2 separate regions of the Homo sapiens genome follow, and region 2 is linked to region 1. A link is an interaction called in ENCODE POLR2A ChIA-PET data of the cell type or tissue named here. Cell type or tissue: GM12878. All regions are shown on one strand. Links, peaks and the distances in the headings refer to the core of each region. The heading gives the core; the rest is flanking DNA.

Region 1 (8,208 bases), core at 1,436-6,435:
CTGGTCTTAAACTCCTGGCCTCAAGCAGTCCTCCTGTCTCAGCCTCCCAAAAGGCTGGGAGTATAGGCATGAGCCACCATACCTGGCCAACATACATTCCTCACATTCATTTGGATACACTTTCTGACTGGACACTTCATGAGTCAATGACAGATTCCACATGAGGCCCCCTTCAGTTTCTGGTAGGAAAAGCCAATGTGTTTGGAGACAGAGGAAGAAAAGTTTCCATCAGGACATGAACAGGGAGATGGGAGATAAGTAGTCACTACCTGTGCACCAAGGAAAGATAAAAGAGAAAAGTAAATGATACAAGCTCTCTAGACATCAGGGTCAGCTTAGGGTAAGATCAGCTCGTAGACAGAATAGGTCTTTAGTCCAGTTCAATTCCACCCTCGTCTCCTTGGATCTCATTTTCTTCCATTTCTCCTTCAAATCCTTATTAAAATCTATGAAAGCACACCTCATTTCTTTGCCTGACTTTGTGTTTCTTGGGGCTCTATTAGCACAAGCGCTCATCCTCTGACTCTGAGTTCTTGAACCCCAGTTCTGGCTTTACTTTCAAGCACCAACTAGGGGATCCTGGACACCACATAATGCCCTTTAGGCCTCAGAAGATTCCCTCACATTAAGCTGGCTGTGTGGTGGCCTAACTCCCAGCTGCCACCTGCCGTCTTGCCCTGTGGATGTTCATCTACCAGGGAAGAGCTTTGGTGCAGACCCGGGCAATCAGTACAGTTTCATGAATGACATGGGCTCCTTTCCCGGGTGGACTGCATTCCTATCATTCCTGAGAGCATGCTCTGCTCTGATCCGTAACTTATCTGACCTCAGGAAGGCTTGAGAACATGTAAAGAAAGCAAATGAGCTGGGTATGGTGGCACATGCCTGTACTCCCAGCTACTTGGGAGGCTGAGATGGGGAGGATCACTTGAGGCCAGTAGTTCAAGGCTGCAGTGAGCCGTGATTGTGCCACTGCACTCCAGCCTGGGTGAAAGAGTGAGACATTGTCTCTAAAGAAAGTAGACTGTGGCTAAGGTCAGGCCCAGGCCATTCTTTCTGGGCCTACTGCTCTGTCAAGGATTTCTGGGGTTTACCATGCTTTAACCTCTGGGGCCTCTTCAGACTTCATGAATAGCATTTAGGTAAGCCAAGGTTGTAGATGGCCCCCAGGTCACATGACTCCCCCACCCCCATCCCAAGTGGCTTACTGAGTCTCAGATTTGTCTGATGCATTCATTAAGAAAATCCCAGCTGGGTGCGGTGGCTCACACCTGTAATCCCAGCACTTTGGGAGGCCAAGGCGGGCGGATCACAAGGTCAGGAGATCGAGACCATCCTGGCTAACATGGTGAAACCCCGTCTCTACTAAAAATACAAAAAATTAGCTGGGCGTGGTGGCAGGCACCTATAGTCCCAGCTATTCGGGAGGCTGAGGCAGGAGAATGGCGTGAACCTGGGAGGCGGAGCTTGAGTGAGCAGAGATCGCGTCACTGCACTCCAGCCTGGGTGACAGAGCGACACTCCGTCTCAGAAAAACAAAAACAAGAAAACCCCACGCAGAGTAAAGTGCTTCTGCAGAGCCTATGAGAAATCCTTCCTTTTGTCTTTACTTGGTCCATACACTATTCCAGGTGGCTCCAGGGATTCCTGGCCTGGTTAATATAAAGGAAACTTCTGGTAGCCTGACAGAAACTCTAGTCTAGGTTCCAGGTTTTCATCAGTTGAGAATTAATGGTTAACTCCCAATATCCTGAAGAAGTATCAGGGCTGTTTAATGCCCCAACATTGCCAAATAACAAGCTTTCTGTTGAACACCTAAAGCCTGCAGAGTTTCACTAATCCCATTGAGATCCTGACTTTTGGGACCAGACTGGACATCCCAGAGTTGCCAAAGACACCACACCCAGCATGAAATACTATGGCTTCAGGGCAGGCTCTAGATCAGTCTTCTGACACTTTAATGTGCTTGTGAGTCATCTGGGGATTTTGTAAAAAATGTAAATTCTGATTCAGCAGATCTGGGTGGGGCCTAAGATTCTGCATTTCTAACAGGTTCCCAGGTGGTGCTGATACTGCTGGCCTGAGGATCACACTTTGAGTGGCAATACTGTGAAGGCAGCAGTGTGGATGGAAAACACTCCAGAGTTCAGATTCCCTTCAATGAATATAGTTTTCCTGCAGCTGGAACGGAAAGTAGCTTTGAGACAAATGGTAATAGTCTTTATCCACTTGGCCTTTGACATCCCCTTGTAAGCAAGCAGAGACAAGGGAAGTGATTAGTGCTCAAGAGGAACCCACACACGTAGGTATTTCTGCCCAGCGGCACATATAACACCTCAAATGCTCACCTCATATCACCCCATCCCTCACCCACCCAGTGATGCTGACTGTTTTAGCCTTTAGGCCCTAGATAGGGCAGAAGAGAGGGTGTGAAATTGCTCAGTGACTGAACAAGGGTTAGTTCTGGAGAGCTGGGATTCTTAGAGAAGGTAACAGGGTTCTTTTCTCTTCAGTCTCTACTGGCTGTCCAGGTAGTAGTTGGCAGCTCACTGGGAAGGGCACTGTGATAGTCAGAAATAAATAGGCCAGGCGAGGTGGCTCATGACTATACTCCCAGCACTTTGGGAGGCTAAGATGGGAGAATTGCTTGGGACCAGGAGTTCGAGACCAGCCTAGGCAACATAGTGAGACCCCCCCCCTCATCTCTACAAATAATTAAAAAACTAACTGGGTGTGGTGGTGAGAGCCTGTAGTCCCAGCTACTCAGGAGGCTGAGGTGAGAGGACAGCTTGAGCCCTGGAGGTGGAGGTTGCAGTGAGCCAAGATCACGCCACTGCACTCCAGCCTGGCCAATAGAGTGAGACCCTGACTCAAAAAAAAAAAAAAAAAAAAGGGAAAGAAAGAAAAAGTAAAAATAAAAATATAAAATAAATAAAAACTTATTCCTGCTCTCCAGAGTCTTCTTATCAAGTGAGGAAGACACACGTGGGCAAATAACAATGGAATGATGTGCTAACTCTCTAACAGGCTTATGACAAATATCTATATTGAATGTACCTAGCAAGATGGTGGAGAATGAGGTTTGGGAAGGGTTCTGGAAACTCTTCTCAGAAGAGTAGGCCAGGAGCTAGGACTTTTCCAGGTGTAGAAGGAGGCATGGAAGGGTTTTCTACCCAGCATTTTCCTCAGGAAAGGGCCAGGAAGAGAGAGTAGCTCCAAATAGAAGCCCCTGGACCAAGATTCCTCAGAACATATGACATACGGAAGGTGACTGAAAGAGGAGCAAAGGCGCTTGCTGAATATTAGATACATGATTGGGCAGATGGAGCGTCTACTGTGGTATGAAGTTTTTCTCTTTTTTAATGTTTCTTTGAGTGATTTTATAAGTATTTCTAGTAAAGTTAAAAGTAGATAAAGAGATGATTGCTGTAATGAAAGGGGTGTTTATGAGCTTCTCAAAGATCTTTGCACCAGAAAGAGATCAAAGTCAGACCACAGTGCTGCAGGGGTGGGTCTGTTGCCTACCGCCAGCTGCAAAGGGGCATAATTGCCATCTAGTGGCACAAACCCACAAGTGTGAGCTCCATTCTTGGCGTCTGTAGTCTCTTCAGGTAAGAAATTGTTATGGCCTATACAACCTCCTCTGTCCTCTTCCAGTTCCTAGGCCCTTAGTTTGGTTACTGGAGAAGATTGGTCCAACTAGGAAAATGTCAAATGGACAGTATTATGCAAGAGATTAATTCATATTAAAATGTAAAGAGTCACTCAAATGAATGTGAATGACTGATGTTGCCTTGATGTCTAATTTGAGAGAGGAGAGGTGTTGGTGGAAGGACCAGGAGAACAGGAAGAGCAGGAATAGGGTGGGGATGGGCTGTCCCTAAGAGAAGGAACAAATACAGGAAGAGGCCCTGCAGGAGCAGCTGCCTTTGATTTTACTTGTTTACCTTCTCCTGGGAAGAAGCAAATAGAAGTTGCTCGTGACATTATTTTCAGAGCTATTTTCAGATAGTGTGGCTAGAAAGGGCCGCGGTGCTATTTTGCTAGCAAGAGTGTTTAGCACGGCTAATTTTATCACAGAGTGGCTTTGTTCCTAGATGCACCAGCATGTTGAATTAAACATTTTGAAGAAAGGAATCCCCTATCAGTGCTTCCTTGATGATGTGTGGTAGCTCCTTTGGCACCATGAGGGCCAGAGCATGGTCTTCTGCCAGTGCCTGACAGGGGATCATTGGTTAGAGTCTGTTTCAGTTTTCATACTGGGCTCCAATTCTCCAGGGCCCCTTATTATTTGCCTAATTCTTACATTACATAGAGAGAGCCCCAGGGCTCCTTATAGACTGTGAAAAGGTGTTTTCAGATAAGGAGGGTGACATGTAGCAAAGCAGAGCCATTATAGAGCAGGTGAGAGCCGGAATCCAAAGGAGGCCACAATCAATAAAACACAGGTAAAATGGGATTTCTGCAATCAAGGATTTTACAATCAGACCTACACCATTCTCATTTTGGCTTCTGATGAGCTGTGTGACAATTTAATTTTAATTTTTAGTTTAGAGGAGACAGGCTCTGGCTTTGTCACTTAGGCTGGAGTGCACGGCTCAGAGAAGCCTCAAACTCCTGGGCTCAAGTGATCCTCCTGCCTCAGCTCTTGAGCAGTTGGGACCACATGCGTGCACCACCACACCTGTCTATTTAAAAAAAAAAATTTTTTTTTTGTAGAGACAGAGTTTCACTATGTTGCCCAGGCTAGTCTTGAATTGCTGGTCTCAAGTGATCCTCCTGCTTCAGCTTCCCAAAGCACTGGGATTACAGGTGTGAGCCACAATGCCTAGCTCTGTGTGACAATTTAGGCAAGTTAGCTGATCTCTGGGGTCAGTTTCTTTGTCAGTAAAATGGAAATAAAAAGGTGCTGTGGTTTTTTTTCCAATGCCTACCTCCAAATCTCCCTTCTGAGTACCCCACTTCCTTCACTGTGCCTCCCCACTTCCTGTTGGCACAGTACCATCCTCCAGTGTTGCTCAGAGATCCCCCTCTTCTAGAAGGAGGAGTTCTCGTGGGGGATGGAACAAAACCACAATGAAGGTATATGAAGGCTGAAGCTTCTGAGCTGCTAAGAGATGTTCAGTGTTTGGGCTACCAGGTGGAGGACCCCTCCTTTCAGAATCTCCTGGCTTCTCTTTGGAATCCCTTCCTCCCTCTCATGCAAGGGACTGTATAGGGACCCCTTACCAAAAGTCTAGGTGTGGGTGGCTCAGGCTGACACTGCTCTGAGTCTAAATGAGGGATGGCTTTTCCCTAGGCACTAATTATTTGGTTCCCTTTTCCAAAGGGGCTCTTTTCACCATCTGAGTGTTAAAACCTCAAAAGGTCCAGATTAAGAAGCTAGACCCGAAGAAAAGAGTTTTAGAAAAACCGCCAGCTGCTCTTAGCCCTATTCTGGGATTTCTCATATTCGGATTATATACAATCCTCTTTTTAAAAAAATTGTGGTAAAATACACATGTCATAAAATTTAGCATTTTAAGCTTTTTTTTTTTTTTTTTTGAAACAAGGTCTCGCTCTGTCACACAGGTTGGAGTGCAGTGATACAATCATAGCTCATTGCTGCCTCCACCTCCTGGGCTCAGGTGATCCTCCTGCCTCAGCCTCCTGAGTAGCTGGGACCACAGTCAGCTAATTTTTTATTTTTGTAGAGACAGGGTTTCCCTATGTTGCCCAGGATGGTCTCAAATTCCTGGGCCCAAGGATCTTATCAACTTTACCTCTCAAAGTGCTGGGCTTACAGGCATGAGCCATTGCACCTGGCCCTTTTGAAGCATTTTTAAGTGTAAAGTTCAGTGGTAATAAGTAGATTTACATTGTTGTACAGTCATCACCACTATCCATTTCCAGAACTTTTTCCATCATCCCATATTGAGATTCCATACCCATTAAACACTAACTCTCCATTCCACTCTCCCCCGACTCCCTGGTAACTGCTATTCTACTTTCCATCTCTCTGAATTCTAGGTAACTTAAATAAATGGAATCATATTTGTCCTTTTGTGTCTTATACAGGCCTCTTTTAAAGGAAAAAAATTGTATGTTATAGACATGCTGTACTGAGTATTCTGATGTTACATACACGTACACATACGTGTAAAAGTAGATATAAAATGCTAAGCTTATAGCTCCACTTAAGCTTAGGCAATTATAAAATAAAATTACCAAACTAAACCTAAAAATCCACAAAATCTTGTATTATTAAGTTTAGTGTGAGAGATAATGTTTTGCTAAAACAAAACTTCCAAAGGCATCTAATAATAGAAATAGTTTTGGGTCTGGTTTCTACATTTAATTTGTGTTTGCATTTTGGCTCCAATTATTTTAATGCAGAGACTAACTGCACACATATGTTGTAGAAAATGTTACTAGTAACATCAAAGCTTTGTTTGATACTGCAGGATAATCAGGCCACATACTTAGCCATAATATTGCCAGTAAGCAATTCTTGGAGGCCAATTTTAATGAGGCATTACTAGATAATAATGTAAAATTATCTCTTCTTGGAGATAAAAGTAATATTGTGGTATTGTTGAAATATGAATTAAAGGGGCATCTACTCTAATTCTTGTTAGAATTGGGAAGAGAGAAACCCTTTATTGTGATTACCTACTATACTTGCTGCTAATGAACTGTTGCAAGTTGATATATACAAAGATAAGCTTTAAGTAATGGAATCTAAATACGAAATTGCCAGCAATGTCCAGGTTCTCTTGAGTTCAGTGTACTTATAAAACTATCTTGATTGCTATGAAACAAGCCACCCCAAAGCTGAATGGCTTAAAAGAACATGTGTCTCTCAAGTCTATGATTTAGGCAGAGCTTGCTAAGGATAGCTTATCTCTACTCCACTAGACCTTACCTGGGGTGGCTCAAATACTAGAAGCTGAAATCACCTCATGCAGAGGTCAATAAACATTTTCTGTAAAGGACCATATAGTAAATGATTTTCAGCTTTGTGGGCCATGCAGTCTCCGTTGTTAATACATTCTGCCATTGTAGTGCAAGAGCAGCCATAGACAAGTAAATGGACATAGCTGTAGTCCAATAAAACTTTACTTATAAAAACAGGCAGCAGGCTAGATTTGGCCCTCAGTTCAAAATCTGCCAACCCCTGATCTAAAAGCTTGCTCTCTCACATGCTTGGCAGTTGACACTGGCTGTTGTCTGGGACCTTACCTGGGTCTTCCAGCCAGAACACTTCTCTATTAGAGAGAGCCAGGCAGAAGCCCTATATTTTATTTTATTTTATTTTATTTTATTTTATTTTATTTTATTTTATTTTATTATTTTATTTTATTTTATTTTATTTTATTTTATTTTATTTTATTTTATTTTATTTTTGGCAGAGTCTCAGTCTGTCACCAGGCTGGAGTGCAGTGGCGCGATCTTGGCTCACTGCAACCTCCACCTCCTGGGTTCAAGCAATTCTCTTGCCTCAGCCTCCTGAGTAGCTGGGACTACAGGTGTGCGCCACCATGCCTGGCTAATCTTTTTATAGTTTTAGCAGAGACAGGGTTTCACCATGTTGGCCAGGTGGTCTTGATCTCTTGACCTTGTGATCCGCCCACCTTGGCCTCCCAAAGTGCTGGGATTACAGGCGTAAGCCATAGCACCCGGCTGTCCTATCTTTTTAAAAACCAAGCCTGAAGAGTCATGAGGCATCACTTCTACCATGTGATTTGTTGAGGCAATCACAAAGCCCCATCCAGGTTGAAGGGTAAGAAATATAGATGTCATCTCTTGATGGGATAGTGACAAGATTCTGGAAGAGCATATAGGACCAGGAATACTGCTGTGCTCATTTTTGAAAAAGACAGTCTTTCACATTTACCACTTGCCATGTGATGAATCAATTCTCCCACCACTTTCTTACATTCAAAATCATTTCAAAATTGTCACTTATACAGCAGGGTTTGACGTCATTTGAGTTTCATTTGTTGGGAAAACATTCTCAAACACAATCTCAGGCACTGAAATTTCATGGAGTTTGTTCTAAGGCAGTCATACAGATGATTCAGAACAAGCCAAGACGTATTTTTCTGTTATCATTAAAATAAAATCCAAATTTCCCAAATTTCTCAGAAAAATCTTGTACATCCCGGAAAATACTTTCCTCATTTGAGAAACATGAATCTAAGTCTTAGGACAAGGGGGCAAACAATA
Region 2 (8,208 bases), core at 1,250-6,249, 580 kb before region 1:
ATTGGGTGCATATATATTTAGGATAGTTAGCTCTTCTTGTTGAATTGAGCCCTTTACCATTATGTAATGACCTTCTTTGTCTCTTTTGATCTTTGTTGGTTTAAAGTCTTTTTTATCAGAGACTAGGATTGCAACCCCTGCCTTTTTTTGTTTTCCATTTGCTTGGTAGATCTTCCTCCATCCCTTTATTTTGAGCTTATGTGTGTCTCTGCATGTGAGATGGGTCTCCTGAATACAGCACACTGATGGGTCTTGACTCTATCCAATTTGCCCGTCTGTGTCTTTTAATTGGAGCATTTAGCCCATTTACATTTAAGGTTAATATTTTTGTGTGTGAATTTGATCCTGTCATTACGATGTTAGCTGGTTATTTTGCTCGTCAGTTGATGCAGTTTCTTCCTACCATCAATGGTCTTTACAATTTGGCATGTTTTTGCAGTGGCTGGTACTGGTTTTTCCTTTCCATGTTTAGTGCTTCCTTCAGGAGCTCTTTTAGGGCAGGCCTGGTGGTGACAAAATCTCTCAGCATTTGCTTGTCTGTAACGGATTTTATTTGTCCTTCACTTATGAAGCTTAGTTTGGCTGGATATGAAATTCTGGGTTGAAAATTCTTTTCTTTAAGAATGTTGAATGTTGGCCCCCCACTCTCTTCTGGCTTATAGAGTTTCTGCTGAGAGATCCGCTATTAGTCTGGTGGGCTTCCCTTTGTGGAAAACCCGACCTTTCTCTCTGGCTGCCCTTAACAGTTTTTCCTTCATTTCAACTTTGGTGAATCTGACAATTATGTGTCTTGGAGTTGCTCATCTCGAGGAGTAACTTCATAGTGTTCTCTGTATTTCTTGAATTTGAATGTTGGCCTGTCTTGCTAGGTTGGGGAAGTTCTCCTGGATAATATCCTGTAGAGTGTTTTCCAACTTGGTTCCATTCTCCCCATCACTTTCAGGTACACCAATCAGACGTAGATTTGGTCTTTTCACATAGTCCCATATTTCTTGGAGGCTTTGTTCATTTCTTTTTACTCTTTTTTCTCTAAACTTCTCTTCTTGCTTCATTTCATTCATTTCATCTTCCATCACTGACACTCTTTCTTCCAGTTGATCTAATCGGCTACTGAAGCTTGTGCATTCGTCATGTAGTTCTCGTACCACGGTTTTCAGCTCCAACAGGTCATTTAAGGACTTCTCTACACTGGTTATTCTAGTTAGCCATTTGTCTAATCTTTTTTCAAGGTTTTTAGCTTCTTTGAGATGGGTTCAAACTTCTTCCTTTAGCTCGGAGAAGTTTGATCATCTGAAGACTTTTTCTCTCAACTGATCAAAGTCATTCTCCATCCAGCTTTGTTCTGTTGCTGGTAAGGAGCTGCATACCTTTGGAGGGGGAGAGGCGCTCTGATTTCTAGAATTTTCAGCTTTTCTGCTCTGTTTTTTCCCCATCTTTGTGGTTTTATCTACCTTTGGTCTTTGATGATGGTGACCTTTGATGATGGTGGGGTTTTGGTGTGGATGTCCTTTCTGTTTGTTAGTTTTCCTTCTAACAGTCAGGACCCTCAGCTGCAGGTCTGTTGGAGTTTGCTGGAGGTCCACTCTAGACCCTGTTTGCCTGGGTATCAGCAGCGGAGGGTGCAGAACAGCGAATATTGCTGAACAGCAAATGATGCTGCCTGATCGTTCCTCTGGAAGTTTTGTCTCAGAGGGGTACCCAGCTGTGTGAGGTGTCAGTCTGTCCCTACTGGAGGGTGCCTCCCAGTTAGGCTACTCGGGGGTCAGGGACCCACTTGAGGAGGCAGTCTGTCCATTCTCAGATCTCAAACTCCACGCTGGGAGAACCACTACTCTCTTCAAGGCTGCCAGACAGGGACATTTAAGTCTGCAGAGGTTTCTGCTGCCTTTTGTTCAGCTATGCCCTACCCCCAGAGGTGGAGTCTACAGAGGCAGGCAGGCCTCCTTGAGCTGTGGTGGGCTCCACCCAGTTCGAGCTTCCCGGCCGCTTTGTTTACCTACTCAAGCCTCAGCAATGGCGGGTACCCCTACCCCAGCCTCGCTGCTGCCTTGCAGTTCGATCTCAGACTGCTGTGTTAGCAATGAGTAAGGCTCCGTGGGCGTGGGACCCTCCGAGCCAAGCTCGGCATATAATCTCCTGGTGTGGCATTTGCTAAGACCATTGGAAAAGTGCAGTATTAGGCTGGGAGTGACCCGATTTTCCAGGTGCCGTCCGTCACCACTTCCCTTGGCTAGGAAAGGGAATTCCCTGACCCCTTGCCCTTCTCGGGTGAGGCGATGCCTCACCCTGCTTCGGCTCTCGCTCAGTGGGCTACACCCATTGTCCTGCCCCCACTGTCCGACAAACCCCAGTGAGATGAACCCAGTACCTCAGTTGGAAATGCAGAAATCACCTGTCTTCTGTGTCGCTCACGCTGGGAGCTGTAGACTGGAGCTGTTCCTATTCTGCCACCTTGCCTCATAATCCTTGCCTGTGACTCTTGACACACTGTCCCCCAACTTCCTTGGCTGCCTTTCCCCATTCTCTCTGCCCATCTAAACATCTTTCTTCCTCAAAGGACCAGGCCAAATGCCATTTCCCCAAGAAGCTTTCCTGACTCTTCTAAATCTCCATCTGCTCTTTCCCTTCTCTGAGATCCTATGTCTGTGCCACTCATTTGGCATCATTCCAATCCCTCCCCACCCCCCCAAATTTATTGAGTGCCTACTATGTGCCTGGAAGGGTTCAAACATTGGGGAAGCAAAATGGCTTGACTAGGAGAGATAAGGACAACATGGACCGATCCTAAGAAAAAGAAACAGTAGCAGAAAAAGAGCAGGGCAGCTAGCTGAATTTAAGTCTGCAGTGTGGCGAAAATGCCAACAAAATATTGCGAGACATGAGTGGCAATATGACATACCATGGCCAGAAATTATCTTTTTGGATTCTTTCTACATGAACCCAGATCCTTATTGGAATATTACGTCCAATTTCAAACTAAATGTGGAGAGGATCCGGCAGAAAGTAACAAACAATAACAAAAAGGATGCTAAACCAGGCAGCTCAGAGAACAGAGGAATGGGGAGCCAAGATGTTTTAGATGGGCCAAATGATTTTGAGGCCTTTGGTAATGATCCTCTGTGGCTTTGAGGTGTTTCTGTTTCTTTGTTTTGAGCTAGTCATGGCCATAAATGCCTTCTACATCTGTAGGCGACCAAACTGGAGAAAATAATCTACATGTAAGCAGGATAAATTTTGATTGTGTTTAAGGAAGCATTTTTTTTGTGTTGAAGCTGGAAAAGGTGACTTTCAAAGAAGGTTGCAAATTTTTATTGCCTGATGCTTTAAGAAGAGAAGAGACAAATCCTGTTTGGGGAAAACAGAGATTTCTCTGCCTGAGAGTAAGGGACTATGGTGGAATCCCAGGCAGTCCACGATTCTAGGACCTGAGGCGTTAAATGTCACTGCCACTGGCTGCCACTCCCCTGCCCTGCCACACTGTCCACCAGAACCACTAACGAAGTTACAAAAGTCACCCTTTTCAGTTTCTATTTCATTTTCCCTGTCCCCTGAGAAACAGGAACCAAGGACTAGGCAGTAGGAGAAGCCAGACATGATCTATGCTTTCAAAGTGGGTCACCATGGCGTGAATGAATTAGAGCTGAAGGGTCATGGAAACAGCCTGTTCCTCCTCCCTCTCTCCTCCCCAGCTCTGTCCCCCACTTCTTCCTTTTTTTGTATTATTCTGAAAAGTGAATCAAACAGTTGCCATTTTTTTTATATTACGTTGGTCCACAACGTCAAAGGTCATGGTTTCCAGATTTCGGAAAAGGAATTTGATTCTGTTCCTAAAATTAAAGAGAAATTGCAAGGCTTGGATGGAAAGGGGAAGTTCCCCTTCAATAACTCTTTCTAGAAGGGTCAACATTTAAAACTTAACGTGTGGCCGGGTGCAGTGGCTCACGCCTGTAATCCCAGCACTTTGGGAGGCCAAGGAGGGTGGATCACTTGAGGTCAGGAGTTTGAGACCAGCCTGGCCAACATGGCAAAACCCCATCTCTACTAAAAATTTAAAAATTAGCTGGGCATGGTGGTGGGTGCCTGTAATCCCAGCTACTCCGGAGGCTGAAGCATGAGAATCGCTTGAACCTGGGAGATGGAAGTTGCAGTGAGCTGAGATTGAACAATTGCACTCCAGCCTGGGCAACAGAGTGAGACTCTGACTCAAAAAAAAACAAACAAACAAACAAACAAAAAAAGTTAACCTTATGTAGATATTTACCTATTATTTGAATACGAGAAGGAATTTGACCACTTGAGGGCCTGATTTATACAAGTACCACATGATGAAGAACAGGATTTTATGGAGTGAAGATCCTTAACAGCACTCTCAGATTGAATCTCTCCTGAGCCTTGAACTGATTTCTCCAGTGGCCACTGGGGTTGCGTGACTCCTCCAATGGCCCCAGACACAACTAAGAAATGTGCCTAAACTGGCTGCCATTTGAAACCTTTTGGTGTCCTTTGTTTAGATGCCCCACCCTAAACTTCAGGAGTTCTCTCCAGAGAGTAATTTTAGGAATGAATGCCAGAGACCAAGGGATGAGGGACTGTTGCCTCATCAGAGGGGGAAGGAGCTTGCTGGAAAAACAAGAGGAACAAAATGTCCCCTGACTAGATTTTTCTTTACCTTTTGTCTCAAGGACTCTTCTAGAAATAGAAATAAGAGTAGATTCATGTACATTTGCCCAGGTTGACCCCAGTGGAGGAATTGTGGGGCAGAAAGAATGATAACATGAAAGAAAGATAATTTCAGTAAGGCCCCCCAAACTTTTGGTTTAGGGAGCAGTCACTTTTTGTTTCCTAGAAGCTGTATTTTCACCTACTGAGATTCTAGCAGGCAGTGAAGTCCCCTTAGGATGGGACCGTGTGCAAGAGCATTGCTGTTTCATTGTAAACCCTGGAAGCGGAACTTAGGACTCAGCTGGCCAGCTGAGCTTCTCTTCCTGTGGGAAATCCCAGCGAAACCAGGAGAAAGGGAGCAACAGAGGTCATCTGCCAGGAAATGTACCAAAGAAGATTTGAAAATTACTGGTGGATCTCCAGAGCAAAGGCTGGAAAGCCCTGACCTACAGGAGCGGGCTACTGCATTGTTGGGAGGAGCAGGATTCACATCCACATGGACTTCCCTCGGGTCTCTTTCTGCTCTGCAGAGAGGGGTGGAAGCTGCTCCTAGGGTTTTTTTTTTGTTTTTTGTTTTTTGTTTTAAGATGGAGTCTCGGTCTGTCGTCCAGGCTACAGTGTAGTGGCACGATCTTGGCTCACTGCAACCTCTGCCTCCCAGGTTCAAGCGATTCTCCTGCCTCAGCCTCCCGAGTAGCTGGGATTACAGGCATGCACCACCATGCCCGGCTAATTTTGTATTCTTAGTAGAGAGGAGGTTTCACCATGTTGGCCAGGCTGGTCTTGAACTCCTGACCTCATGATCCGCCTGCCTCGGCCTTCCAAAGTGCTGGGATTACAGGTGTGAGCCACCGCACCTGGCCACTCCTAGGTTTTAAAACACCGGTTTGTATCCACTTATCTCTTTTGCTCCTCTCCATATAGTCTCCCATCTCTACCTCTTGCTATATTTGATTCCTGCCTGCTTGTTAGAATTACGGTGCATATCTTAGATTTTTCTTTAAATACCACTTTTAGACTGTCATCAACAAGAGGCTTAAGGCTCTTTGGGAGTGGGATATAGAATATTTATTTATTTATTTAGAGACAGGTTCTCACTCTATCACCCAGGCTACTGTGCAGTTGTGTGACCCTAGCTTATTGTAACCTTGAACTCTCAGGCTCAAGCAATCCTCCTGCCCCAGCTTCCTCAGTAGCTAGGACTACAGGTGTGCACCACCACACCTGGATAATTTTATTTATTTATTTATTTTGTAGAGACAGGGTCTCACTTTATTGCACAGGCTGGTCTTGAACTCCTGGGCTCAAGTGATCCTCCCACCTCTGCCTCCCAACGTACTGGGTTTATAGGCGTGAGCTGCGCCCAGCAAATATTTTAAAAATTAGACTCAGGAGGTTCAAATCTTTCATAGGTGTTTAGTCTATCATGTCATTTCAATTTTTTTCTAAGTGACAGTAGAAGGAATGGAAGAAGTCCTGGCTGGGAGTTCAGAGGGCATGGGCTCCAGGCCCACTTCTCTCCATGTGTGAAACTGAGTTATATAAACTCTGAGTAACTGTCTTCACTGGCCTCAGCTTCCTCCCTAGAAAGTTATTGTCAGCTGGGCACGGTGCCTAATGCCTATAATCCCAGCACTTTGGGAGGCTGAGACAGGTGGATCACTTGAGGTCAGGAGTTCAAGACCAGCCTGGCCAACATGGTGAAACTGCCTCTCTACTAAAAATACAAAAATTAGCTGGGCGTGGTGGCGATCGCCTGTAATCCCAGCTACTTGGGAGGCTGAGGCAGGATAATTGCTTGAACCTGGGAAATAGAGGTTGCAGTGAGCTGGGATTGCACCACTGCCCTCAGGCCTGAGTGACAGAGCCAGACTCCGTCTCAAAAAAAAAAAAAAAAAGAAACTTATTGTCAACTGAAAATTCACAAGGTTTATAAATCTGGAAAAGAGAGCTTTATTTTTATAAAGGGTTGCAGACGGCAGGATGGCCATTCTCAGTCTGGGAAGTGTAGCCTTCCAGCCAGAAGCCAAAAAGAGGCACCTCCAGGGAAAGGCAAAGGGAACAGGAATGTATGCTGAGCAGAGCAGCCAAGTACACATATTTATTTATTTATTTATTGAGACAAGGTCTCACTCTGTCACCCAGGCTGGAGTGCAGTGGCACAATCTCAGCTCACTTCAACCTCCACCTCCCAAGTTCAAGCGATTCTCGTGCCTCAGCCTCCCAAGTAGGTAGGATTACAAAAATACATGTATTTAATAAACTATAGGAGGAGTCATGAATATTTATGAAAGGAGAAACATGTGCATGTGCAACTGAGCGTCATGCCCCTTCAAGAGTCCCTTTTACAAAAAATGGCAGCATTAGCATGATCTGAGGGTGGAGTTCTCGGCCCTCTGATGTTAAAAGGTGAAGCAGAGGACACAAAAACCCTCACTGCAGGTCCTCTGTAGGCTGGCCAGAACCAATCTGTGATTGGTGGTCTCTTATCAGGGCAGAATGATGGTCAGTTGTGTCAAAACTGCAAAAGGAAGGGACAGCAGTCACGTGGTTGGTTGAAATCAGCGGTGAAGTCTGAGCCTGTTTTCCTTGATGAGCTGATCTTCTGGATGCCGTCTCTGAACACCCTGACTGAGCTGATACCATTAACTCTCTCATAGTTGCCAACCATGTACCTTGAACATTCTCTGCTTCCATACTCCTCACGGCCTCGTGCCATTATACTGTACAGTGTCTTCTCTCCTTGTGTGATTTTTGCCCTACCTCTGTAGGTGCAAGAAGCGCCAAGCATGTGCTTGGCTGGCACATTTTGTTTATTTATTTATTTATTTTTATTATTTTTCAGTCAGAGTTTTGCTCTTGTTGCCCAAGCTGGAGGAGTGCAATGGTGCAATCTTGGCTCACTGCAACCTCCGCCTCCCAGGGTCAAGCAATTCTCCTGCCTCAGCCTCCCAAGTGGCTGGGATTACAGTCACCCGCCACCATGCCCAGCTAATTTTTGTATTTTTAGTAAAGAAGGGATTTCACCCTGTTGGCCAGGCTGGTCTTGAACTCCTGACCTCAAGTGATCCGCCCGCCTTGGCCTCCCAAAGTGCTGGGATTACAGGCGTGAACCACCGCGCCAGACTGGCTGGCACATTTTAGATACTGTATTAGTCAAGTTTCTTCTGAGAAACAGAACCAATAGGATGGACACACACACACATGCAGAGAAAGAGAGTTTACTTTAAGGGATTGGCTTATACAATTGTGGAGGCTGGCAGGTTCGACAGGGTAGGCCAGCAGGCTAAAGACCCAGGAAAGAGTTGCAGCTCGAGTCTAAAGGCAGTCTGGCAGAATTCTCTCTTCCTTGGGGGAGGCGAGTCTTTTTTCTATTAAGGCTTTCAACTGATTGGAATGAGGCTCATCCACATTAGGGAGAGTAATCTGCTTTACTCAAAGGCTACTGATTTAGATGTGAATCTCATCTTAAAAAATACCTGCACAGAAACATCTAGAACAATGTTTGACCAAATATCTGGGCACTGTGGCCTAGCTAGGCTGACA

What was found. Peaks named below come from ENCODE experiments on the same cell type or tissue, not always from the same donor. Only the 100,000 strongest peaks of a DNase experiment are listed, where the experiment ranks them.
Region 2: POLR2A ChIA-PET joins it to region 1 with 5 read pairs; 2 of 35 experiments call an interaction of 5 or more read pairs at or near these places.

What each region holds. Positions count from the first base shown.
Region 1 is chr3:120,143,736-120,151,943 of GRCh38, forward strand. It overlaps LOC105374065 (a long non-coding RNA gene), which reads left to right and starts at 1,929. Exons shown (of 3, transcript XR_924392.3): 1 at 1,929-2,211. RefSeq lists an enhancer at 1,346-2,545. In GM12878, for the core only: a CTCF peak has its summit at 3,560 (motif pointing left); a DNase peak (open chromatin) is centred at 3,561.
Region 2 is chr3:119,566,859-119,575,066 of GRCh38, forward strand. No RefSeq gene overlaps it. Among named protein-coding and RNA genes, the nearest start is that of ADPRH, 8.5 kb to the right of the region's middle. RefSeq lists an enhancer at 1,544-2,045. In GM12878, for the core only: no CTCF peak of the experiment used is centred there; no DNase peak of the experiment used is centred there; H3K27ac peaks cover 1,079 bases.